3 separate regions of the Homo sapiens genome follow, and regions 1 and 2 are each linked to region 3. A link is a loop called in an ENCODE intact Hi-C map of the cell type or tissue named here. Cell type or tissue: PC-3. All regions are shown on one strand. Links, peaks and the distances in the headings refer to the core of each region. The heading gives the core; the rest is flanking DNA. Region 1 overlaps LRRC20 (leucine rich repeat containing 20). Region 2 has its middle 8.0 kb from the start of LRRC20. Region 3 overlaps NPFFR1 (neuropeptide FF receptor 1).

Region 1 (5,000 bases), core at 1-5,000, 59 kb before region 3:
TGGAGAAGCTAGGTTAAAGCAACTGAGTTCATCCTAACAGGCCAGGGTGGTGAGGACGGGGTGGGTCCCTCTGTTCCTCAGGCCATGCCATCAAAGCTGCTGCTGTCCACGTGTGGTCAGGAGTCTTAGGCGGTATTTGGGGGTGGGAAGGGGGTGTGCCAGTGAACAGTGTATGTCAGTGCCCCACAGGAGTTACTATTTTCTGGAGTTCTGGGAAGGGAGGAGACGGGGAGTGTCCCCTGGGCACATTACATTTCCAAACCCGGGGAGCAAGGGAACCGTCCTCAGAAAGGCTGTTGGGGTGTTGGGGTCACAGTGTGCTGTTCCTCCCCAGCTTCCTACTTCACTTCAGCCCACTGGGTTTACTTTTTCTAATAGCTGATGTTACTTAGTGGACAAAAGAGAAAAGAAGAGGGGGCTCAGGAATGTGCAGGGACAGCAGGGCAGACATGGAAGCTTTGTGCGGTCAATGGGATGCTTAGGTTTGGTTGTAGCATGGGATCAGGCAGATCTACTCTGTCAGAAACACATTTTCTTTTTTTTTTTTTTAAGATGGAGTCTCGCTGTGTCACCCAGGGTGGAGTGCAGTGGCACTATCTCTGCTCACTGCCACCTCCACCTCCCCAGTTCAAGCGATTCTTCTGCCTCAGCCTCCCGAGTAGCTGGGATTACAGGCACTTGCCACCACGCCTGGCTAATTTTTGTATTTTTAGTAGAGACAGGATTTAACCATGTTGGTCAGGCTGGTCTCAAACTCCTGGCCTCAGATGATCCACCCATCATGTCCTCCCAAAGTGTTGGGATAATAGGCCTGAGCCACAGCACCCGGCCAGAAACACATTTTCTGGTTCTTTCAGTGCAACCCACCACTGGAATAGTGGGGTCTGGGAGAGTCCATCTCCCCTGAGTTATGCACAAGGGGCAGACCCCAATTGCAGATGATCAAGAGTTCCTACCTGGTACCAAGGCAGTGACAAGGTTGTGGCCTTCTGCATCAGTTTTTGCCATCAGTCCTCAAGGGTGCCCCACCCCTGGAGCTACCTGGATGACCTCAGTGAAGCAAAGGCCAAACTGTTTGTGACCCCTGCATGGCTGCTTCTGGGCAGTGGGTCAGCCCTTCCTAGCAGTGTTAAGGAACCCAAGCATCATGGGCTTCAGCATCCTTAGTAGAATCCCAGAGATGGGATCACTGAGGTCAGAGGGCATTTTGAGGCTCTACTACATATAGCAGAAGAACCGCCCAGCAGAGACCAACCAACCTACAGAGCTACAAAAAATAAGTTAAATTCCCTATGAAGGGGAGTTGGGGCAGCCTGGAGATGGATTGCTGCTGCACCAGCAGGAGAGCATCGCTTCCATCCTGGGTCTTAACCACCCCTAGAAACCAGCAGACCTCAACAGCCCCCTTGCACCCCCCAGCCCAGAATTCTGTACAGTGTGTTGGGGGAGGAGGGTACACCTGGAACACCAGGACCGTGTGGCTCTGAGCCTCTGGTACCTCTGTCCTCCAGAGCCCAAGCTAACACTTCTTGCAACCCTGTAAGGCAGAAGACTGCAGTTTCCCTTCACTTCCCTCTTCCAGGCTCTAAGTGCAGCTCTCCTTTGCTCCCAGCTCTGCGATTCAGATGTTTCCATACCTGCCTCTGCTCTTCTTACCCATTCCCAAGCACCTCTCTTGTTGCTGTTTATGTCTCTGCCACACCTGCAGAGCTCTAAGTCTTCATTTGAAAAACGTATCCTATTTACTTATTTATTTTTGATTAGGCAGTAGATGCACACAATGTGATATTTTGAGGATTGAAAGGATAGTGGGGAAAAATAAGTCTGCTCTTCTACTCCTGTCCCCAGACATCCAAGTCCGTGTCCAGAGACAACCACCATTAGCAGTACTGGAGATATTCCATGCCTATGTAAATATAAATATACTTCATAATAGTAGCATTTATAATATGCCACCAAGGGTAGGTACTGTTGTAAGCAAACAGAGCATAAAGTAACAAGTAACTTGCCCAAGTTCACACAGCAAGAAAAAAGAGCTACCTTAGTCTTTTCTTTTGAAACAGGTCTCCCTCTGTCACCCAGGCTGGAGTGCAGTGGTGCAATCTCGGCTCACTGCAACCTCTGCCTCCTGGGCTCAAGTGATCTTTCCACCTTAGCCTCCCGACTAGCTGGGACTACGGCACACACCATCAAACCTAGCTAATTTTTTGTATTGTTTGTAGAGACAGGGTCTTGCCATGTTGCCCAGGCTAGTCTTGAACTCCTAGACTCAAGTGATCCGCCTGTCTCAGCCTCCCAAAGTGTTGGGATTACAGGCGTGAGCCACTGCACCTGGCCTGCCTTAGTCTTTTTATGGAGGCAGAATGTTTAGTACTTCATTTTAGTCTGTTCCAGACCTTGTTAAAAGTGCTTTTTCTGCCCTTCCCCTTGTCCACCCCCAAGGAGTGAGTGTGGCATCTGGAAATGCCCTCTGACCCCTGTGGGCAGCAGCTGTCTCTGTGTGAAGCCTCCTCAGCACTGAGCATGGGCTGGTGGAAGGACACTGCCCACCTGACCGTCTGACTCTGCCCTGCTGGGGAGTCCGTGCAGTCAGGGACTGTGATTGCTCATTGCCGCAGGTTCAGAGCCGAGGTGCTGATTGAGGTTTGGTGAGCAGGTATTTTTGGAGTTGGCACATTCCTTCGAGCATGGGTTGTATAATTACTGCAGGCCAGCCTTGTCTGTCCCCTAATGGAATTGGCAAGCTTCTCTCTCAGCTGGGGTTAATCTAAGGCCTCTGAGTCAGCCTTGGCAATTGTCCAAGATAAGGATGGTACAGGAAGTAATAAGAGGAACTTGGGGAAGAAGAGGTCCATTTAACAGACACCGGAAACCACAGTTCAGTAGGTTTAATCAATAAGGAAATGTCATGATGGGGGCTGCTCTCAGGCTGGGTACAACGTTGGGAGTGGAATGGAGTGGGATCTTTTTCCAGAGCCCCGGTCCATCCTGGGAGCCCTGGTTGTTCCACTCTGAACCCTGGCCTGGTGCAGGAAGAATCTTTGGAACCCCTAATGCAGTCTTCTGGGACCAGAAGATCTCAGCCCTCTCTGTCCAGAAGAGGGGGCAGTAAGACCTTGGGCAGATGGCCTGGGTGCTGTGACTCCAGAGGTGAGAAGCAAAGCCAGACGTGGCTGTGGCTGTGTTGGGCTGGAAGCCCAACACACTGGCCGATCCCGTGGCTGGGGCTTTGGCCACACTTTTATTCTTCCTCTGAACTGGAAACAACAGAGAAAACCTTAAATGCCTGGTTTGGGGCCATATAAGAGATAAAAAGAAAGCCAAGGCATCAGCAGCCTTGCTGGCCCCAGTTGGCCTTCGTGGCCTCAGTTTCCTTATCTGAGAAATGGGGAAACATCTACTCCATAGTGATTTTGTGAGGTTGGAGATATTGCTTATAAGGTGCCCTGTGTAGGGTTTGGTGCATGCAAGATTCTTGATGAGTGATGCTTCTGATACAGTGATGGTGAAGACACTGGGGGGCTTAGTTGTAGACAAGAGAGGTCTCTGGCCAAGTAGTCAGGATGATGGTCCAGTCATAGGAATCTCTCTCCACAAGGAATTTCAGTGAGAACAGAACTGGAGAGATCCCCAAGTCCACGTCTTCACGGATGGGGACCCTGAGGCTCAGAAGGGAGAAGTGGCTTTTCTGACCTGCCTCCAGGAAGATGTAGGGCGAGACCTCAGTTCAGGGTCCCCGGGTCCCCGGTCAGGCTCTTTGCCATGGAAGCAGGTGGTGTGGTCACCTGCTTCTCAGCTAATGCTAAGAGGCTGTTTTTAACTGGTTGTGTATATATACCTCACCTTACCGCACAGAGGATTTGTGGAGCTTGTGACGCAGGCAGCTTGGGTAGAGCAGTGGAAACCACAGTGGGAGCAGAAGCAACTCAGAGACCCTGCTGGGCCGTGGCTTCTGAGAAGTGAAGCTGGATGGCTGGGAAGAACTTGCTCTCTTGCCGGTGCCTCCCCACCCCATCAGGATGCATGCCCCATTCTGTCTAATTCAAGGCCTTTCTGTGGAATGCTTCCTTCCCATGGAGCTCAGATTTGGCTACCTGGAGATTTACTCTAACAATTTTGGTGGAATTTGGCACATACATTGACATTCATAAAGCCCTAGGGGTTGGACAAGTGGGTGACTGACAGGGGTGGGACATCCATCCCCAGGAACCTGCTGTCTTTGCCCTCCCTTGGGGAGGGGGCCTAGAAGCAGCTCCATGGTTTGGTTCCCACTCAAAACCTACCAGGTTTATTATAAACAACTTTATTCTTATAAATTTGGCAACTTAGAAGAAATGGACCATGTTCTTGAGAACCACAAACCACTAAAACTCAGCCAAGATGAAACAGACAACCTGAAGAGACCTATGACTATCAAATAAGTGGAATTCATAAATAAAAAGATCCCAAAGAAGAAATCTCCAAGCCCAGGTGATTGCATTGGAGAATTCTATCAAACTTTTAAAATGAGAATTAACATCAATTTTACACAGCCTCTTCCAGAAAATAGAAGGGAAGGGCATACTTCCCAATCCATGCTATGAAGTTGATATTACTCTGATATCAAATGCAGACAAAGACAGTATAAAAAATGTGAAAGAAAAAGAAAATACAGACCAATATCTCCCAAGAACACAGATGGAAAGATTCTCAGCAAAATATTACCAGTCAAATTCGGCAATGTATAAGAAGAATATATGACATGTGTAAGTGGGATTTATCAGTTATTCCAGGTATGCAAGTCTGGGTCCAACTTTAGAAATCAATCAGTGTAATCTATTATATGAAAAGGCTAGGCTGGGCGAGGTGGCTCACGCCTGTAATCCCAGCACTTTGGGAGGCTGAGGTTGGTGGATTGCCTGAGCTCGGGAGTTCGAGACCAGCCTGGGCAACATGGGGAAACCCCGTCTCTAGTAAAATACAAAAAATTAGCTGGGCATAGTGGCGGCATGCACCTGTAA
Region 2 (10,622 bases), core at 5,322-10,321, 110 kb before region 3:
GTGAGAACTCATCCCTGGCTCACATCTTAACTGAAGCATTGCAAGGGACCCACTTCTGCAGAAACTGCAATATAATAATTGTGTTGTTTTGGGCTGGGTGCAGTGGCTCACACCTGTAATCCCAGCACTTTGGGAGGCCGAGGTGGGTGGATCAACTGAGGTCAGGAGTTTGAGGCCAGCCTGGCCAACATGGTGAAACCTTGTCTCTACTAAAAAAATACAAAAAAATTAGCCTGGTGTGGTGGTGTGTGCCTGTAATCCCAGCTACTCAGGAGGTTGAGGCAGGAAAATCACTTGAACCTGGGAGGCGGAGGTTGCAGTGAGCCGAGATTGTGCCATTGCACTCCAGCCTGGGCAACAAGAGTGAAACTCCATCTCAAAATAATAATAATAATAATAATAGTAATTGTGTTGTTTTCACTGGGTACTGTGGCTCAAACCTATAATCCCAGCACTTTGGGAGGCCGAGGCAGGTGGATCACCTGAGGTCAGGAGTTCAAGACCAGCCTGGCCAACATGACGAAACTCCATTCATACTAAAAATATAAAAATTTTTTAAAAATTAAAAATATATATATGAATTAGCTGGGTGTAGTGGTGGGCGCCTGAATCCCAGCTACTCAGGAGACTGAGACAGGAGAATTGCTTGAACCTGGGAGGCGGAGGTTGCAGTGAGCCAAGATCACGCCACTGCACTCCAACCTGGGTGACAGACAAGACTCCTTCTCAAAATAATAATAATAATAATTGTGTTATTTTAAACCACTGAGTTTGTTGTTTGAAAAAAAAAGTTGAGCAAATTCATTATTATTTCTTATATGCAGCACAGGAAACTAAACTATTCTCTAATATTCACCTAGTTGACTCCTATGCACCTCTTATAATCCCCTTCCCAGTCAGATTCATTTTGTCAGGGAAGCCTTCCTTACCCTCTCTGCCAAGGCCCAATCTCCTTGTCATAGGCTTTCATGTCCCTGTGTGCCTCTCCTCCACATGACCTGTCCAGTTATAATTGTGTGAGGATTCAATTAATATCTGCCCCTCCACTAAAATTGTATGTTCTATGAAAGCAGCCTGTCATGTTCTCCACTTTTTCTCAGGGACTAGCACAGTGTCTGGCACATGTAAGGTGCTCAATAAATATCTTTTGAATAAATAAATGATTTGTAGGACATTCAGAGTGAGGAGAAGTGGAGTGATAGGCAGGGGCTGGATTGCTCAGTGGTTAGAGGCTAAAATGGCACAGGGAAAAGTTTAATGATGTAGTCCTAAAAACTCACTGTTTTTTTTTTGTTTTTTTGTTTTTTTTTTTTTAGACAGAGTCTCCCTTTGCCACCAGGCTGGAGTACAGTGGTGCGATCTCAGCTCACTGCAACCTCTGCTTTCTAGGTTCAAGCAATTCTCCAGCCTCAGCCTCCTGAGTAGTTGGGGATTACAGGCACCTGGCACCATACCTGGCTAATTTTTGTATTTTTAGTAGAGACAGGGTTTCACTATGTTGGCCAGGCTGATCTCGAACTCCTGACCTTAAGTGACCTGCCCACCTTGACCTCCCAAAGTGCTGGGATTACAAGCATGAGCCACTGCGCCCAGCCAAAACTCACTTTTATTGTGACATATCTGGACAACTGGAGCTAAAGCGTGTTTGGGAACATCCTTGATGGGAATATGTTTCCATAAAACAGTCACACTGAGCCACCCCCAGGGCTTGGCTTCTCTTGGAAATTCCAGGGTCCTTCCTCCATCTAGATGTTCCTTCTAGAAGAACATCTTGTATTCTGATCCCCAGGTAACTTTCTTAACCATATCCTCCCTATGAGTTCTACCTTCATGGTCAGAGAAGGGAAATGCAGGGGGAGAAGAGAGGGGTGCAATGAGGAGGAGGGAGCTACAGCTTGGCAGTTTTAATAAAGCCCACAAAATGCCAAATAGCTGATAGATAGAAATGTGAGTCCATGGGGTGCTATGGAAGGAATTCCCCTCAAAATTATTATGTTGAAGCCCTAACCTTCCAAGTGACTGTCTTTGGAAATGGGGCCCATAAAAAGTTAATTATGGTTAAATGAGGCCATAAGGGTAGAACCCTAATCCAATAGGGCTGGTGCCCTTTTAAGAACAGGAAGGGAGGCCAGGCATGGTGGCTCACACCTGTAATCCCAGCACTTTGGGAGGCCGAGGCAGGCAGATCACGAGGTCAGGAGATTGAGACCATCCTGGCCAGCATGTTGAAACCCCATCTCTACTAAAAATACAAAAATTAGCTGGGCATGGTGGCGTGTGCCTGTAATCCCAGCTACTCAGGAGGCTGGAGCAGGACAATCGCTTAAACCAGGGAGTCGGAGTTTGCAGTGAGCCGAGATCATGCCACTGCACTCCAGCCTGGCAACAGAGTGAGACTCTGTCTCAAAAAAAAAAAAAAAAAAAAAAAAAAAAAAAAAAAAAAGAACAGGGAGAGAACCTGGAGCAAGCATGATGTGAGGACACAGAAAGAAGGTGGCCATCTACAAACCAGGAAGACAGCCCTCACTGGAACCATCAGCCAGCACCTTGGTCTTGGACTTCTCAACCTCTAGAACTGTGAGAAAGTACATTTCTATTGCTTAAGCTACCCAGTCTATGGTATTTTGTTATGGTGGCCTGAGCTAAGATAGAGGGTTATCCAAAAGGCTCCATTTTGTGCTATAAAAATAAGGTTGAGAGGCTTCAGCATTCTTAGTCTTGTATTCTCCACTGTCTTCAACTGATAGGTAGATAGAGACAGGGCCTCCCTCTATTGCCCAGACTGGAGTGCAGCTGTGTGATCTGGGCTCACTGCAGCATAGACTTCCTGGGCTTAAGCAATTCTCCTGCCTCAGCCTCCCACATAGCTGGGATTACAGGTCCATGCTACCACATCTGGCTAATTTTTTTTTTTTTTTTTTTTGAGACAGAGTCTTGCTCTGTCACCAGGCTGGAGTGCAGTGGTGCAATTTCAGCTCACTGCAGTCTCCAACTCCCGGGTTCAAGTGAGTCTCCTGCCTCAGCCTCCCGAGTAGCTGGGATTACAGGCACACACCACCACACCCAGCTAATTTTTTTTTGTATTTTTAGTAGAGACGAGGCTTCACCACATTGGCCAGGATGGTCTCGATCTCCTGATCTTGTGATCTGCCCGCCTCAGCCTCCCAAAGTGCTGGGATTACAGGCGTGAGCCACCATGCCTGGCCACATCTGGCTAATTTTTTAAAAAAATTTTGGCTGGGCATGGTGAGTCACCTGTAATCCCAGCACTTTGGGATGCCAAGGCGAGAGGATCACCTGAGGTCAGGAATTGGAGACTAGCCTGGCCAACATGGTGAAGCCCCGTCTCTACTAAAAACTACAAAAATTAGCCAGGCATGGTAGCAGGTGCCTATAATCCCAGCTACTTGGGAGGCTGAGGCAGGAGAATCACTTGAACCTAGGAGGCAGAGGTTGCAGTGAGCCAAGATCACACCATTGCACTCCAGCCTGGGTGACAGAGTGAAACTCCATCTCAAAAAAAAAAAAAAAAAGAATTTTTTTTTATATATATATAGAGAGAGATATGAGGTCTCACTATACTGCCAAGGCTGTGCAGCGAACTCCTGGGCACAAACTGTTATAAAAGTCCTGTTAATAAATAAATCCTCCTGTTTCCCATATCTGTCTCTCTGGTCCTCTGTTTCCCACAACAAAATGATCCTCCTGTCTTGGCCCCTCAAAGTGCTGGGATTACAGGCATAAGCCACCACGCCCTGCCCTTTTTGGTCTTTATCTCGTCTGCTGCTCTAGTGCCCCTCACAGAAATGTTGATGTTCCCCAGGTTTTGCCCTTGGTCTTCTTCTTTTCTCACTCCACACCTCCCTCAGGTGAGCCTACCCACTCCTGTTGCTTCAGCTTCTTCCAATGGTTCCCAAATCTGTAGCTTCAGCCTAGATTCCTTGCTAAGCCCCCAGCTCAGATATCTAACTTCCTCTGGGTGTCCCTCTAAGTGGATGTCTCCTAAATAAAGCCTGCTGTCTCCCCGTGCCAGTTCCCCCCTCCCCTGCATGCCCTCTCTTGGTACATGACATCACGATCCTTCTGATCATTCCAGCCAAAAACTAAAGGTCAACCTCAATTCCTCTTTTTCCTTACTCCTCATATCTAATCAGTTACAATGACTTGTCTTTTCTTTCTCTTAAATATTTACGTGCCTCTCTCTGTTTCTGTCTTTTCTGCCTCTTAGTCCCATAGGGAGAACCTGAAAGACTGTGACGTATCTGTTGGCTCTGTATGGCTTTAAAAAAAACAAAAACAAACACAAACAAACAAACAAAAACAGGCAAAAGGGAAAGGAGCAATGGATGCACAGGGGAAATGTTCTTTTGCTATTTTTTTTTTTTTTTGTATTTTTAGTAGAGATGGGGTTTTGCCATGTTGGCCAGGCTGGTTTCGAACTCCTGACCTCAAGTGATCCGCCCATCTCAGCCTGCCAAAATCCTGGGATTACAAGCGTGAGCCACCACATGTTTCTTTAGTCTATTCCATTTATAAGAAATGTTGGTATTGGGAGGCGGAGCTTGCAGTGAGCCGAGATCAGGGGCCACTGCACTCCAGCCTGGGCGACAGAGTGAGACTCTGTCTCAGAAAAAAAAAAAAAAAAAGAAAAGAAATGTTGGTATTAGCCACTGTGATTGGCACCAGCTGACATGGTTCCCAGTGGTTTCAACCTCCTGGTATTCTTGCCCTGTGTAATTCAGTCCCCTTGAGTGTGGGCTGGACCTAGTGACTTGCTTCTATTGAATAGGACAAGAGTATTTAACCGCCCGATAGGTTCACCTTGCCTGCTGCCTAGACACAGCCGCTTTATCAAGACAGGGGAATTGCAATGGAGATAGAGTAATTCACACAGAGCCAGCTGTGCAGGAGACCAGAGTTTAATTATTACTCAAATCAGTCTCCCTGAACATTCGGAGATCAGAGTCTTTAAAGATAATTTGGCAGGTAGGCGCTTGGGAAGTGGGGAGTGCTGATTGGTTAGAATGGAGATGAAGTCATAGGGTGTTAAAGTGAGGTTTTCTTGCCATCTTCTGTTCCTGGGTGCAATGGCAGAACTGGTTGAGCCAGACTACCTGTCTGGGTGGTGTCAGCTGATCCATCGAGTGCAGGGTCTGGAAAATATCTCAAGCACTGATCTTAGGTTTTACAATAGTGATGTTACCCCCAGGAGCAATTTGGGGAGGTTCAGACTCTTGGAGCCAAAGGTTGCATGACCCCTACACTGTAATTTCTTTTTTTTTTCCCAGATATTTTATCTTTTTATTAAAATCTCTTACTAAAGCCTTCTTACACTGTCTTGATGCTTCTTGAGTTCGGAGATTTGTTCTCCTTTAATTTCCATTTTCTTGACTAAACACTCTAGTTCACATTCTATCTCGTCACAGACTGAATGGCTTTCAGTTTCCTTCATTTGTTTGAGTAGTTCTTAGTGCTCCATGCTCATTTGGTCCAGCTCATCTTGCATTGCCATCAAAAGTTCAGATAAATTGTCACAAATGGAAATGGACTTTTCTGAGTCAGGAGTAATAGCTTTACACCAGGCAGTTGTTCTAGAAGGCTTGGGGAGACATCTAGTCTCAGTCACGTTAAAAGGTTTCTGAAGGATATGTGGGTCACGATGTTGCCTCATCTTTTCAGCCACAAAAGGCAGTGCTCCAAACTTTGAACAAATTTGCCAAGGTGGTCCTCTCTTTATACATTTAGTTTTCTTTGAAGATTTCTTCTTTTCCTTGGAGTGCTTTAAATTTGAAACTGAAGACATAATTTTACTGATTTCAAGTCCAGTTTGAAGCTCAGAAGCTTTGTCTTGAAATAGCTTACGCTGATGTTCTTCTTCCTTAAGTTTTTCTTCTAAATGTTTAATCTTGTCCTCAGCAGTTTTCTGAGTTGTTGTAAGTCTAAAACACTCTTTTTCTAAGACATCAAGCTTGTCAAGTTTTGCATACAGCTTCATCTGATCTTGTTCTTTTTCCCTCTGAAGCTGGGCCTGTTGTTCTAGGATCATGTTCTTTTCTCGCTCTACATTGAGAACCATTCTCTTTGTATATTCTAGTTGCTTCTCTAGAAGAGTGCAACGAGACTGGGCTGAGCTTAACTGTATACTTACATCTTTTTTCTGCTTTATCAGCTCCTGATGTGCTAGATTTCTCTCATTTGTTTCATTCTCTAAGGCCTTCTTATACTGTGCTGCTTCTCTGGAAAGAATGTTCAGGTCATCTTCAGCTTGTGTTCTCTCCAGCTCTAAACAATGAATTTTTTCCTGAAGAGTTTTTAAGGCTAAAATAAGAGCTTGGCTATTTGGGCTATGAAGTATCTTAGGAGAGGTAACTTCTAAGTTCGCAGGATGGCAATTCTGAGATGGTTCATTCTGGGTGAATGAGGGAACAAATACTCTTTCTGGAGGTTTATGATAGCTTCCTACTATACTATGCATTAATTCAGAATCCATTATCAAGCAGACGCTCTCAGTCAGCCCCTGCCACCGCTAACCGTTGGTTCGCGGGCACCCCCCTAAATTGTAATTTCTAATCTTGTAGCTAATTTGTTAGTCCTGCAAAGGCAGACTGGTCCCTGGCAAGAAAGGAGTCTTTTTTTTTTTTTTTTTTTTTTTGTAGACAGAGTCTCACTCTGTCACCCAGGCTGGAGTGCAGTGGCATGATCCCGGCTCACCGCAACCTCCGCCTCCTGGGTTCAAGCAATTCTCCTGCCTTAGCCTCCTGAGTAGCTGGGATTACAGGTGTGCACCACCACGCCCGGCTAATTTTTGTATTTTCAGTAGAGACGGGGTTTCACCATGTCGGTCAGGCTGGTCTCGAACTACTGATCTCGTGATCTGCCTGCCTCGGGCTCCCAAAGTGCTGGGATTACAGGCGTGAGCCACCGTGCCCGGCCACAAGAAGGGAGTCTTTTCGGGAAAGGGCTATTATCAATTTTGTTTCGGAGTAAAATCACGAACTGAATTCCTTCCCAAAGTTAGTTCAGCCTACGCCCAGGCATGAACAAGGACAGCTTAAAGATTAGAAGCAAGATAGAGTCGGTTAGGTGTGATTTCTTTCACTGTCATAATTTCCTCAGTTATAACTTAGCAAAGGCAGTTTCAAGTATAGATGTCACAACCAGGACTGGATTCTAAAAGACTGACTCTGCCTTTTTTTTTTTTTTTTTTTTTGAGACAGAGTCTCACTCTGTCACCCAGGCTGTAGTGCAGTGGCGTGATCTCTACTCACTGTAGCCTCCACCTCCCAGGTTCAAGGGATTCTCCTGCCTCAGCCTCCTGAGTAGCTGGGACTACAGGCGTGTGCCACCACACCTGGCTAATTTTTGTATTTTTAGTAGAGATGGGGTTTCACCAGGTCGGCCAGGCTGGTCTTGAACTCATGACCTCGTGTGATCCGCCCACCTAGGCCTCCCAAAGTGCTAGGATTACAAGTGTGAGCCACTACACCCAACCAAGCCCATATATATATATATATATATATATATATATATGTTTTTTTTTTTTTTTTTTCGAGGTGGAGTCTCCCTCCATTGCCCAGGCTGGAGTGCAGTGGTGTGATTTCTGCTCACTGCAACCTCTGCCTCCTGGGTTCAAGCGATTCTCGTGCCTCAACCTCCCAAGTAGCCGGGACTACAGGTGCACGCCACCAAACCCAGCTAATTTTTGTAATTTTAGTAGAGACAGGATTTCACCATGTTGGCCAGGCTGGTCTCAAACTCCTGACCTGAAGTGATTCACCTGCCTCAGCCTCCCAAAGTGCTGGGATTACAGGCATGAGCCACTGGGCCCAGCCCCAAGGCCCTATTTTTAAGGTTACTTTTTATCTATGGCAAATGATACTATGTTCCACTTGTGGAATGATATAAAATTCCTTTTTAAAAATAAATGTTTTTTTAAGTTAAAAAGTGAGTTGAAGGAAAAATATAAGTAAATAATACTATGGTGTGTTGGTAAAGCATTTCCTTCAGAAAAAAAAAAAAAGTCATGATTTGTAGTGTGTGCTGATTTCTATGGTGTAAGTTCTTCCACCATGCCTATTTCTAGTAATCCAGGTGATGGCACTGTACCCAGAGCTGGGAAAAAATGGGCAGAAGGAGCAAGCTCCAAGTCTGCACAAGTGACTCCAGCTCACCACTGGGTGGGGCTCAGATATAGCAAAAATCAGGAAGGTGGTATGGCAACAACTGACGCTTGAGAAATGCCTCTTGAGTCACCTTTGATTAGAATCGTATTTTCCATAGCAGAGCACAACTGCCTTGAGTTCTTGCTAATTTGACTACTTCTTGCTAATTTTCGTAAACCTGCAGTACCTGGCAGGGTAAGAGGGGTGGGCACCTCTCAACAGGCTGAACCTTCTGGAAGAGGTACTGGGGGAACTACTCTTCTGCCTTAGGATGGCAGTGACTTGGAGTTACCTCTAGTTCCTGGCTGTCGGTAGCTCAGCTCCAGGGAGAGGTGCGGCCCCAGGTGGAGGACAGAGTGAGAAACAGGATGATGTGTCGGGGCAGGGTCTGACTCACACCTGTGGAAGGAAGGACCTTCTCGGTTCGTTTTTATTTAAATGTTCCTTCCTCCCTTCCTCCCTCCCTCCCTCCCTTCCTTTTTTTTTTTTTTTTTTTGGGGACGGAGTTTTGCTCTTGTCACCCAGGCTGGAGTGCAATGGCCCAATTTTGGCTCACTGCAGCCTTTGCCTCCCGGGTTCAAGCAATTCCCCTGCCTCAGCCTCCCAAGTAGCTGGAATTACAGGTGCCTGCCACCGCGCCCGGCTAATTTTTGTATTTTTAGTAGAGACAGGGTTTCACCATATTGGCCAGGCTGGTCTCAAACTCCTGACCTCAGGTGATCTGCCCACCTCGGCCTCCCAAAGTGCTGGGATTACAGGCGTCAGCCACTGTGCCCGGCCTCTTCTCTTTTCTTTTCTTTTCTTTTCTTTTCTGTCTTTCTCTCTCTCTCTCCTTCCCTTCCTCCCTCCCTTACCTCTCTACTTTCTTGCTTTTTTTTTTTTTTTTTTTGAGATGGAGTTTCACTCTTGTTGCCCAGGCTGGAGTGCAATGGCACAGTCTCGGCTTACTGCAACCTCTGCCTCCTGGGTTAAAGCAATTCTCCTGCCTCAGCCTCCCTAGTAGCTGGGATTACAGGCACCCACCACCACACCCAGCTAATTTTTTCTATTTTTAGTAGAGATGGGGTTTCACTATGTTGGCCAGGCTGGCCTTGAACTCCTGACCTCAGGTGTTCCACCCGCCTCAGCCTCCCAAAGTGCTGGGATTACAGGCATGAGCCACCGCACCTGGCAAAGATGATTTTCTTTCAAGAAGTGTGAGATAAGGGCCAATATGAGGAGAATAGAATGGAAAAGGAGAAATTTACAGTTTTATATTGTATTACAGCTACTGCAACAAAGTGCCGCAGGCCAGGTATCTTACCAACAGAAATTCATTGTCTCACAGTTCTGGAGTCTAGAAATCTGAAATCAAGGTATTCGTTGGGTCCTTCTGAGAGCTGTGAGGGAAGGACCTGTACCAAGCCTTTCTCTTTAGCTTGTAGATGGCCATCTTCTCCCAGTGTCTCTTCACATGATCTTCCCTCTATGCATGTCTGCCTGTCTACCAATAACCACTTCTTATAAGGACACCAATCATATTGGATTAGGACCCACCCTAATGACTTCAATTTTAACTTGATTCCTTCTGTAAAGACGCTACCTCCAAGTGAGGCCACATTCTGAGGTACTAGGGGTTAGGACTACAACATATCTTTTTTTTTTTCTGGTGGATGTGGGGTGGGCGCACAAATTAACTAATTAGCAGGCCTAGAAGTTCTTTGATGAGAAGTAGACTCTATCAGGGTCTTCAGTCACAGGAGTTGAGATGCTGACTCTGTCAATGGGATACTGTCCCTTTTACAAGTGCCCTGAGAATTTATCCTGCCCAGTGGGGGTCAGACCCTTCAGGGAATAACCACAGAACAATTTTGTCTTAGCACAAGACTCTTCCTATCTGCAAGTAATTTGCAAGGATTTCAAACATCTCCGGAGGCTGTAGCCAAGCCCTGGCAAACATCCGAGTCTGTTCAGGGTGTACAGCTTCTGACTCAGGTGGCCAGGCTTGGACCACCTTGCTAAGGGGTCCAGGCCTCTAAAGATGCTCTGGATCTCCTCGGAGGAGACTATTTGTTTGGGGCCAGTTGAGCTTCTTCACCGAGAAGCCTCAGGGCCTTCCCTTGCACAGCCCTACCTCGCTGATTCCCTCACTGGCTGTTCTGAAACTGAAAATGGCCACGAACGGTGTGAGGCTTGTAGACCCTAACAGTGAGGGATAATATTTTGCCAATTGACTGCATTGAATGGAGTCAGTAAACATAGTGACTGAAAATCTTACCACTGTTGATAAGTATTTTCTGAGTACCCAATAGGTATTGTGAGAATACTTTTTTTTTTTTTGAGACCTGGTCTTCCTCCTGGGCTCTAGGGCTCAAGCTATCCTCCCACCTCGGCCTCCTGAGTAGCTGGGACTACAGGCCCAAGCCACCATGCCCGGCTACTTTTTGTATTTTTTGTAGAGATGGGGTTTCACCGTGTTGC
Region 3 (10,622 bases), core at 2,936-7,935:
TTTTACATAGCTATTCACAGTGTGCACGTTTTACTAAATAATATTTCCAAAACAAACAAAAGAACAAATCAAGCTAAACCTACAGATTTCCTCTTCCAGAATGGGTTTCTGAGAGGAAAAATGATGAATACGAAAGTTCATCAGGACACTGCCAAGATCTCTCAGAAAAAACTCGTGAATTGATTGAGAGACGTAGGAGGGATACTGGAGGACCAACAATGGGGGCTTTATGAAAGGTTTGATAGCAGCCTAGGGGTCCCTAGAACTCCAACCCTGATATGACATTAATTAATAATTTAGGGGGAAAATAAAAGGCATGCTTATGAAATCTGTGGCTAGGAGCTGTAACACCCACAAGGCAATAAAGTCAAGATTTAAGGTTATCTCAACATACCAAAATGCTGGATTAAAACCAAGAAAATGAAAGGTACATGTAAGTGAAATGTAAAGTCCTGAATTTAGGTCTCAAAAAATTAATGGCTTACATTCAAGATGGGGGAGATCTGGCTTTTATTCTTCAGGAAAGTTACGGGGCAGGGTGGGGGGTGGGTAGGGGAGGTCCCAAAACACACTGACTATGAGATAGGTCTGGAGTCCCTCTTGCTGGATACCCTGGGACGTGGGGAGAGGGGGATGATTCTGGGGACAGGGGCTCACTCTTGTTCTGGCTCCTGGGAGCAGAATTGGGACTGGTGAGGGAAGGTTGCAGTAAGACAACTCAACTCAACCTCAGGAAGAACTTTCTATCACTCAGGGCTGGCCCAGCATCTGTCTCCTCACCAGTTCCCATATCCAGCTTGAGCAAGTGGAGGCTGACAGGTCTCATGACTGACTAGGGGACAGAAAAGATAATTATTGGGTGGCTGGATTAAAACAATGGCCTGGAGGGTTCTCTGAGGGCCCAGAAGTCTTCCCCAACATCTAGAGACAGACACTGCAGTCTGCCAAGCCCCCTGCAGAGTTGCTATGGTTAGCCGGGCAGTAACCCTCATTTGCCTTCCCCTCTGGGCCTTAACTGTGATGTTATGCTGTGGGACAAGTCAGCAGAAGGGCAGCAAATCAGATCTGCTCCCCAGCCTAACCCCAGCCCCACCCCAGCCCAACCCCAGCCTTTCTGGGAGCCCCCAGGGGCCTCCACAGCTGCCTACCCATCCCAGAAGCTCTGTGGCTGAGAGAGGCCCAAAGGCTGGGAGGATATACACCCGCACTGGCTGGAAGTGGGCACAGCTATGGGGAAGTGGCCATGTACGGAAGGGGGTCACTGGAGAGAAGAGGGGACAGGAGCATGCCAGCTGGTGTCCCTCCAGCACAGGACACAGTAGATCTTAGAGGTCCAGATGGATGCTGCTTCTCCATATGCTCCTTGGAAATGCTCCTGCCAGAGTCTCTGTGCCCTGTCCTTTTCCACAAAGCATATCATCATCCTGGGGCTGCCCACCAGCCTGGGAATTGAGCAGGGAGACAACAAGACCCCCATTTAATAGATGATAAAACTGAGGCCCAGGAGGCACAGATTGCCCTGGTTTGAACTGCAGCAGGTCTGCACAAATGGTCTAGATTCTGGGGACACTGTGGGGCTGCAGCCTCCATGAAGTCTAGCTTTCCAGCTTTGTCCTGAAGACCTTCCACGCCTTCCTGTCTTACTGGGAGGGAAGAATGGGAAGGGTCTCAGCTGCTGCTGGGGAGGCAGAGGCCAGATGGGTGTAGGCCTGGTTCTCATTGGGACCATGATCTGTCTGATGACAATCTGTCCTGCTTCCAGCAATGAGTTGAGGAGATATACTTACAATAAGTATTTCTACTACAATCATTGAGTGGCCCATTCTACTGTAAAAACTCTGGGCTGTTAGAGCCAGGCGGTCTATGTAAGCGGCTGCTCAACTCTGAGTTCACAAATGAAGCAACTGAAGCAACAGTGAGTGGAACTGACAACACAGCTAACTTCTATCAGATCCCCTTAAGACACAAACATAAAGAATTAGTCTACAATCCCAGCACTTTGGGAGGCTGAGTCAGGCGGATCACTTGAGGTCAGGAGTTTGAGACCAGCCTGGCCAACATGGTGAAACCCCGTCTCTACTAAAAATACAAAAATTAGCTGGGCTTGGTGGTAGACGTCTGTAATCCTGGCTACTCAGAGGCTGAGGAAGGAGCATTGCTTGAACCCGGGAGGTGAAGGTTGCAGTGAACCCAGATCGCGCCACTGCACTCCAGCTTGGGTGACAGAGTGAGACTTCATCTCCAAAAAAAAAAAAAAAAAAAAGATACAAACATAAAGAATTAAATTCGGTCTCTCATGCTCAAAAGCTTTTTGTAGCTCTCTCGTTAATAACTGAAATTGCATTATTAGAGCTTTCCTTTTTCTAATTTAATGTCTGACTCCTTTTGAAATGCAAAAGCCTAAAAGAGACACAGCGCTTTGTTATGAGTCATTTCCTCATCCATGTGAACAAGTTTATCAGAATATTTCCTAAAAGAAGATTCTGCTAGGGATGGGGAGAGAGAGAACGTTAAGTAACCTAGGACTCCAAGCAGTGATGCCTCGTTAGGAGGTAATGGATCTCAAAGGGGTTAGGTGTCCTCTTCTATTATTTCTCAGTTGAGCACAGAGTGACCCCGGTTCTGCCTTTGGCCACTGTATGCCTGGTTTTAGGCAAGGTTTTAGGTGATACATGCACTGTTCATAAAGTGTCAGCTTTGTAGCAGAAGCCTCAGGAAGGCAAAGTTCCTTCCAAATCAAGGATCCCTAATTGCTGCTAATGGACCCTAGAGGTCTTTATATGTGACCTGATGATACCCAAAGAGGATGAGAAAATGGATGGAGATGGCAGAGCCTAAGCAGGAGCTCAAACTCAGAACAGGCGTCCTGGCTTATTTGATGCACCCTGAATCCCAGAGCCCAGCAAAATCTGGAGGTCTACCACTACTGCATGCTGTATTCTTAGAGCAAGTCTCTTTTTGTCTTTGAGTTTTGATTTTCCTGTGAAATGAAGATAATTCTCCTTTCCTTGTCAGAGATAGCTTGATGTTGTACAAAACAAATTTCAAAAATAATGGAAATACTATCTAATAGCACCTATGGGATACAGCTAAAGCAGTGTGTCTAGGAGAATTCATAGCCTTTAGTACCTAACTTATCAACATACATTAATCATATTTATGTTCTAGGCCCTGTGCCAGATAATGAGGAGCATTTCAAGCTGAACAAGGCATGCTTTCTACCCCTAAGACATTTCTAGTTTAACTAAAAGAAAAAAAAAATCTCTACACTTAGCTGAAGCAGGACGTGAAATGTGGCCAGCACTGCAGGTAAACTGAACCTGCAGACCTTGAGGAAGCAGCCAGCCATTGAACCCGGAAAGGTGCTCCAGGGCATATGTTTAGCCTTTCCAAGAGAAAGAGAGAGGGAAATCCCTGCCTCCCCTTTACTTTCCCCTCCTCTCCCACCTTAAGCCTCTTCCACATCCACTCTCTAAGGCCTGGAATTCTTTTAAATAGACTGAGAGTACAGGCTCAGTATGTGATAAAGGCAGTTCAGTTTTCACTATGAGGTAAATGATTTGTATCAGAACCTTTTCTGAATACAATTTTTGATGGGTAAAACCGGAGACCTCCTGCAGGAAGTAAGGAGAAATAAAAAGGCCTCAGAGTAGAAGAGAAGTATAAAGAGGGGCTCGCTTGGGGGCTCCTGATGGCTGTATTAGCAACTCAGCCCTCAAATTCTTTGGCCTTTGCCAATCCAAATGATTCTTGGAAGGGCAACCTGCTCTCATTCACCAAAAAGAGGTCAGGCTTGCAGAATCCATGTTGCTGTGGTGGGTGCCTGGGATGGAGGGGCTTTGGTTCAGCCTGCAAGAGGAACAGTAGGAGGTTATAGTTCTCAAGAGGCCTCCTTCCTCCTAGATCCTCTGCCACATCCACTTTTTACTTTCCTAAGCAGTACTAAGAAAGCTTTTGCCAAGGCTTGCTTCCCTGGGAACAAACCCAAATGAACTGAAACCACACTGCGACCTACTGGTTCCCCACAGCTGCCTGGCAGATAGCTAATGCAGTCAATAAGCAGTCTGAAGTTCTGCAAGGCCCTTTGTAATTTACTCTGCTGTCTCTCTGAATGTATTAACAACTCCATGAGGTTGGGAGAGGCAGGAAGCCCAGGTCATCCACATTCGAAAGCCAAGGAGAACACAGGGATGAAGTAGATCTCCCCAGTTCTCTTTGGAATACCAAGAGGTGGCATGGGGGCTTAGGGTCTACTATCATCAGTCTCCCAGCCACCCCAAACTAACTATACCTCCCTTTAAAAATTGTACTAAAGCAGCTCTAAGACAAGTTCCCAAGCTTCTCCTCCAAACCAAGTTTCCCAGCCCCCAACCTCTCTCTCTCTCTCTTTTTTATTTTCAAGATGGAGTCTCGCTCTGTTGCCCAGGCTGGAGTGCTGTGGTGCGATCTCAGCTCATTGCAACCTCCACCTCCCGGGTTCAAGCAATTCTCCTGCCTCAGCCTCCCAAGTGGCTGGGATTACAGGCATGTGCCACCACGCCCGGCTAATTTTTTGTATTTTTAGTAGAGACAGGGTTTCACCATGTTGGCCGGGCTGGTCTCGAACTCCTGACCTTGTGATCTGCCTCCTTCCATCTCCCAAAGTGCTGGGATTATAGGTATGAGCCACTGTGCCCAGCCCCCAACCTCTGTTATATGCAGTCAGTGACCACCATGGGGCCAGCTCTCAAGGCCACGCTTTCTGATTCCCAGGTCAGTGTCCTTTCCTCTCTGCATTAGCACAGTCTCCGTGGAAGATTACATGGCCTGTTAAGAGACAGCGTGTGGGATGGTGTTGGGGAGGGAGGTGGGCACAAACATCTAATCTAGGGAACAGGAAACTTGGGGGTCTATGGTGCTACCCCTGCCCATCTCTAACACTTTCTCTGACCCTGGGATTCTGAACCTGGACTCTGCAGACTCCCAGGAGGTCCATGGATGACTAACTTGAATCCCCTTGTATTCACCAAGACACTAGGGTTATAAGCAACAGAAACGAGTGCTGGCCAACCTAACCAACACTGGGAATCCATTGGAAGGGTGTGGGGAGGTCATCCAATGGAAGGAAAAGCTGTGTTATGAAGACTCAGAGGCAAATCCAAAGCAGAAGAGGTCTGATTGGCATCCTCTGGCCAGCGGTTGGTGCAGACACCTGATGGACGGTCCCTCAAAAGCTCCATGTGAGGAGGAGGCTGACTCCCCAGGGGAAAAATCAGTACTCGAGAAAGAAGGGCTCATGGATGCAGGGTGAGCCCAAAACCTGATGCCCAACACTGCCTTGAAAGTGTGTGCCAAAATCCAGGGCTCTTTTTGGGAGCGGATCCAATGCTTTTGGAGACCATAAATTCCTCCAGACAGGAACCATTGATTGGCATAACAAAAGGAAGCCCTAGGAAAGCATCTGTGAAGGAACCAAAATGCATCAGAGTCTTAAAGAATTTGATGACCCCCAAAATGTTAAGCCACACTAAACTTGACTGTGAGTGGCGGGAGGGCAGGGGCTGTATGGTTCAGTGGTTCTCAAATCCGGCTACACATGGAAATCACCAGGGGAGTTTTTTGAAAAATACCAGTGCCTGAACAACCCCATCCCCTGCCCATCATCCATCCTTCCCTACCACCCTGTAGAGATTCTGATCCAGTTGGAAGGGGCAGGAGCTGTATTGTTAAAAGCCAGGTGATTTTGATATGAGTCAGGGCCAAGAACCAGTGACATCATCAGTATTTTATCACACGTATCAGTTTCCTTCTGATTAGAAAGGTTAAATGCAAGCTAGAAAAACCGAAAATAAAAATCACTTGAGGAAACACCACCCCTTGTGGACAAACATTGTTATTTTTTCTGTTCACCTACAGTTCACATAAACGCACACTTTTTATACAGAGTACAGACTTATAATGCATGTACATACTATTTTGTAACCATTACCATGTCCCATGGTCAATACTTTCCCTCTCATCCTGAGACCTCACTCTGTTCCTTAGGGTAAACCGTGAGAACTGGAATGGCTGGATCTGGGGGCGGGTCCCTCACTAGGGCTCTGGACAGATGTGCCTCGACTGCGAAGAGCTGATTTGTTGTCCCCTCACCCTGCACCCCTCCCTACAGGGCACATCCATGCTCTGGCCCTTATTGAATAATTCAGTCATTGCCGATCTGTTTGACGAAAAGTTTAACCGAACAATCCAAGCAAAAATCTGTTTGATGAAAAGGTTAACCCAACAATCAAAGCAAAATTGCATTGCTTAGATTACAAATGAACTTGAACTTTTTGTTTCGTGTAGTTAACAGCCATCAGTCCTGTTCATGCTGCATGTACTCGGCAGCCCTGTGTTGTGTTCTTCAGCGGGTCCAGCGTCTCTGCATCCAGGCCTGGGTTCACTGGCAGCCTCTCAGGAAGAGGTGGGGCACCCACGTGTTCCCAGGATCAGCAAGCAAATGGTAACAAGGATGAAGCCATCAGTGGGAGGCCTGTGAACTCAGGGAAACACCCAGACTGATTCTGGGTTAAGCTCATTCATTTAGGGATTGTTTTCTTTCTATTATTTTCTTTCTTCTTTCTTCTTTCTTTCTTTCTTTCTTTCTTTCTTTCTTTCCTTTCTTTCTTTCTTTCTTTCCTCCCTCCCTCCCTTCTTTCTTTCTTTCTCTCTCTCTCTCTCCCTTTCTCTTTATTTCTTTCTTTCTCTTTTTTGAGGCAGAGTCTCGCTCTGTCGCCCAGGCTGGCATGCGGTGGCACGATCTCAGCTCATTGCAACCTCCACCTCCTGGGTTCAGGCGACTCTCCTGCCTCAGCCTCCTGAGTAGTTGGGACTACAGGGGCCCACCACCACGCCTGGCTAATTTTTGTATTTTTAGTAGAGATGGGGTTTCATCATGTTGATCAGGCTGGTCTTGAACTCCTGACCTCAGGTGATCTGCTTGCTTTGGCCTCCCAAAGTGCTGGGATTACAGGTGTGAGCCACCGCGCCCTGCCAGGGATTTTTTTCTCATTCGCACTTCTTTCAGTTTGTATTATAAAAAATTATGCTCACATCCATTGTGTGGCTCAGAACTATCAGCCCCGCTGCTGCTGCCTCACACAGAGTGCCATGTGTACGATGTGCTCTTAGTTCTCACATGTCGTCTCATCGAAGCCTCAGCACAGCCCTTCTTTGGCAGGTGTTCATTTATCTCCATTTTACCAATAAGGAGTCTGGCTTCCAGGGAGATGACATGACCTACCCTAGGTCACACCCAGAAAATGTCTGTTTTTCTGTTTTATTTTCTATTTTTTAATTATTTTTTATTTTTTATTTGAGAAAGAGTCTTGATCTGTCAGCCAGGCTAGAGTGCAGTGGTGTAATCATAGCTCACTGCAGCCTTGACTTCTCAGGCTCAAGCGATCCTCCCACCTCAACCTCCAGAGTAGCTGGGACTACAGGCACGCACCACCACATCTGGCTAATTTTTTAATTTTTTGTAGAAACAGGGTTTCACTCTGTTGCTCAGGCTGGTCTCAAACCCCTGAGCTCAAGTGATCCTCCCACCTTGGCCTCCCAAAGTACTGTGACTACAGGGGTGAGCCATGGCACCTGGCCTCTGTTTCTATTTTAAATATGAGAATGCTGAGTTTGCACAGAGGTAAGGAGGCAGGAAGAAGGGCTGGGACTTCCCAGACTGTGTGTATCCACTCGAGGTGTCTTTAGTTCAAGGCTTTTAATTCTGTGGTTCTCAAACCACAGTGTGCGTTGGAATCATCTGAAGGATGCTTCAAAATGTAAAACAGAGATAGCTAGGCCCCAGTCCCAAGGGTTTCTGGTTCCCAAGGCCAGGGTTGTGGCCCAAGAATTTCTGTTTCCAATGAGTTCCAGGTGATGCTGACACTGCTGGTCGGGACCCCTCTTTGAGAACTATACACCCTGATCTCTCTTGGGTACCCTGGAGACAACCATTATTACACCCTGAGATGGGGAAGCTCCTCCAGTAGAGGAATGGCTTCACCGGGTTCAAGGATGAAAATTTCACAGGCTGTAATTACAAGGGCACCTGGCAGATCCCAGGAAGGACAAATCCAAGGTGTCAATGAGGTCTCTGGCTGCTAGCATGCAGCCCAGATGGGGTGGGAGGCCTGCCTGCCTCCAGTCCAGTGGAATTGCCAGGAATGGGAAGGAGTTTTTCCTCCTCCAGAAAGGATTCATGTGCAGTGCTGGAATCTGGGCCCTGTCTAGAAATGATGCCCAGGCTCTGCTGAGGCTCTAGCAATGGGCAGGGTCACTCCCAGATACTTCTCAGGACAGACTTCGGAAGATGAGCTTACTTGAGGGCCAAGTGAAGGATAGTGGGGGAAATGGACTGGAGTCTAGCCTGAAAGGTTCTGGCAGTTTCCTCTGCCCATCCATACCCACAGATCCCCCCAGTCATGGGAGATGATTCAGAGCTAATTTTGAGGCTCGGCAGGGGTAAGCAAGTCTCCCAACAGGTGCTGGGATGAGTGATGCCTCTCATGGGGGTTCTTTCTGGAGGGGCCTGGAGAAGGCCTTCCAACATCAGCACTGCCTGCCTGCAGCAGGACCCTCTCACCTGATATAAGGATCCACCTTCCTTTCTTTTTTTCCTTCCTACAGATATTTATTTATTCCATAATTATTAGCTGTTTATTGAACCATTTACTTTGGGCAGGCACTGACAAGATGCTGAGGACACTGCCACCAACAAGACAGGGAAGATCCTTGCTTTGCAGGTGCTGTCAAGCATGGGGAAAAAGACAATCAACCTAGAAACACACAAACTATTGACAGATTGATGAACATAAACCAGATGCTATGGGAAGACAACATTTATGCTGAGAGCTAAAGGAAGGGACGAGCAAAGGCCCTGGGGTTGGAAGAAGCAGGAGTGCGTGAGGAGCTAAGCAGATGGCAAAGTGACCAGAGCATAATGGGCAAAGGGGAGAGTGGCACTGGGTGAGGTCAGAGAGATGTCAACAGGGATCAGACCATGAAGTGTTTTGGAGGCCTTGGTAAGGAGCGTGGATTGTATTTAAAATGCAATGAGGGTTGGGAGGCTGAGGCAGGTGGATCACCTGTGGTCAGGAGTTTGAGACTAGCCTGGCCAACATGGTGAAACACTGTCTCTATTAAAAATACAAAATTAGCTGGGTGTGGTGGCATGCACCTGTAATCCCAGCTACTCAGGAGGCTACGGCAGGAGAATCACTTGAACCCAGGAGGCAGAGGTTGCAGTGAGCCAAGATCGAAGCCATTGCACTCCAGTCTGGGCAACAGATCAAGACTCCGTCTCAAAAAAAAAAAAAATGCAGTGGGGAGTCTAGGCAATAATCCTTAGTGTCTGCTGAAAATATTATGTTAAAAGCTGATGGCACAGTGGCTCATGCCTGTAATCTCAGCACTTTGGGAGGCCAAGACAGGAGGATTGCTTGAGCTTAAGAGTTCAAGACCAGCCTGGGCAACGTAGTGAGACCTCATCTCTACAAAATAACCTTAAATTAACCCAGCTTGGTGGCGCACGGCTGTAGTCCCGGCTACTCAGGAGGCCGAGGCGGGAGGATTGCTTGAGCCCAGGAGGCAGAGGTACATCACCTGAGCCCCCTGATTGAGCCAGCACCACAAAGAGAAAGGCCACTGGACAAAATCTGATCAAGACTCTAGATCTGACTGCCAAGTACAGGTAATACAGGGAACAGAGAGCAGAACATGTAAAATGACATCATGAGGGAGCAATCAGAAAAATCCAGCCTGCAGAAGTGCTACAGACCAACCACTCAGTCCATATGACAAACATACTGCAGAAGGGAAAAGAGACAGACTGGGGACCTGTGAACTAAAAGAGACTTCAGCATCACGTCTACCAAATGCAATATGGGGATGGTGGTAGACTTTATCATAATGGACCTTAATGAATCACACTTCCATGTCCACACCTCTTCTGCAATGCTATATTGCTTTTCTTCCTATCAACAGGAGAAACTATTTATCCACTGACTTGAACCTGGGCATCCCTTGTGACTTACTTGGGCCAATAAAATGTGACAGACGTGATGTGAAAATTCCAGAGTCTCGGACTTAAGAAGTTGTAGCTTCTTTTCTTGCTCTCTTGGAACCCTGAGACCACTGTTCTCTGAAGAAGCCCACACTAGCTTCCTGGAGGATGAGAGGCTGAGTGGAGAACTGAGACATCCCAGCCAATGGCCAGCACTAATCACCAGCCATGTGAGGGACACCTTGGACCTCCCAGCCCCAGCTGAGCCAGCAGATAACTACAGCAGCTGCACGAGAGTCCCAAGAGAGACCAGGAGAAGAACTACTCAGATTGCCAAGCCACAGTGCTGTACCATTAAATTTTGGGGTGGTTCACAACATAATAATAGGTAATAGAAACAGAAATCTTGCTCCGATCCACACTCAAACAAACCAACTATTTAAAAAATTATGAAACAATCAGGAAATTTTGCTGGATGCTGGCTATTTAATGATATAATTACATAATTGTTAATTTTGTTAGGTTTGATAATGATGGAAACCACATTTTTTCATGTTGTTTTTTTGAGTCCTTATTTTTTAAAGGTACAAACTGAAACATTTAT

The links. Hi-C counts contacts between places; a loop is a spot of excess contacts. Peaks named below come from ENCODE experiments on the same cell type or tissue, not always from the same donor. Only the 100,000 strongest peaks of a DNase experiment are listed, where the experiment ranks them.
Region 1: it touches region 3 in a loop (2.5-fold over the local background); 22 of 110 quality-filtered maps call a loop at or near these places.
Region 2: it touches region 3 in a loop (8-fold over the local background); 2 of 110 quality-filtered maps call a loop at or near these places.

The regions. Positions count from the first base shown.
Region 1 is chr10:70,329,699-70,334,698 of GRCh38, reverse strand. All of the region lies in intron 3 of LRRC20 (leucine rich repeat containing 20), which reads left to right. Among named protein-coding and RNA genes, the nearest start is that of NPFFR1, 48 kb to the right of the region's middle. RefSeq lists an enhancer at 2,652-2,946. In PC-3, for the core only: a CTCF peak has its summit at 3,096 (motif pointing right); a DNase peak (open chromatin) is centred at 2,788; H3K27ac peaks cover 282 bases.
Region 2 is chr10:70,385,294-70,395,915 of GRCh38, reverse strand. It overlaps the pseudogene CEP57L1P1. Among named protein-coding and RNA genes, the nearest start is that of LRRC20, 8.0 kb to the right of the region's middle. In PC-3, for the core only: a CTCF peak has its summit at 8,170 (motif pointing right); DNase peaks (open chromatin) are centred at 8,175 and 8,505; H3K4me3 peaks cover 886 bases; H3K27ac peaks cover 1,321 bases.
Region 3 is chr10:70,268,226-70,278,847 of GRCh38, reverse strand. All of the region lies in intron 1 of NPFFR1 (neuropeptide FF receptor 1), which reads left to right. Among named protein-coding and RNA genes, the nearest start is that of NPFFR1, 10 kb to the left of the region's middle. RefSeq lists an enhancer at 5,614-5,713. In PC-3, for the core only: a CTCF peak has its summit at 5,855; no DNase peak of the experiment used is centred there; H3K4me3 peaks cover 348 bases.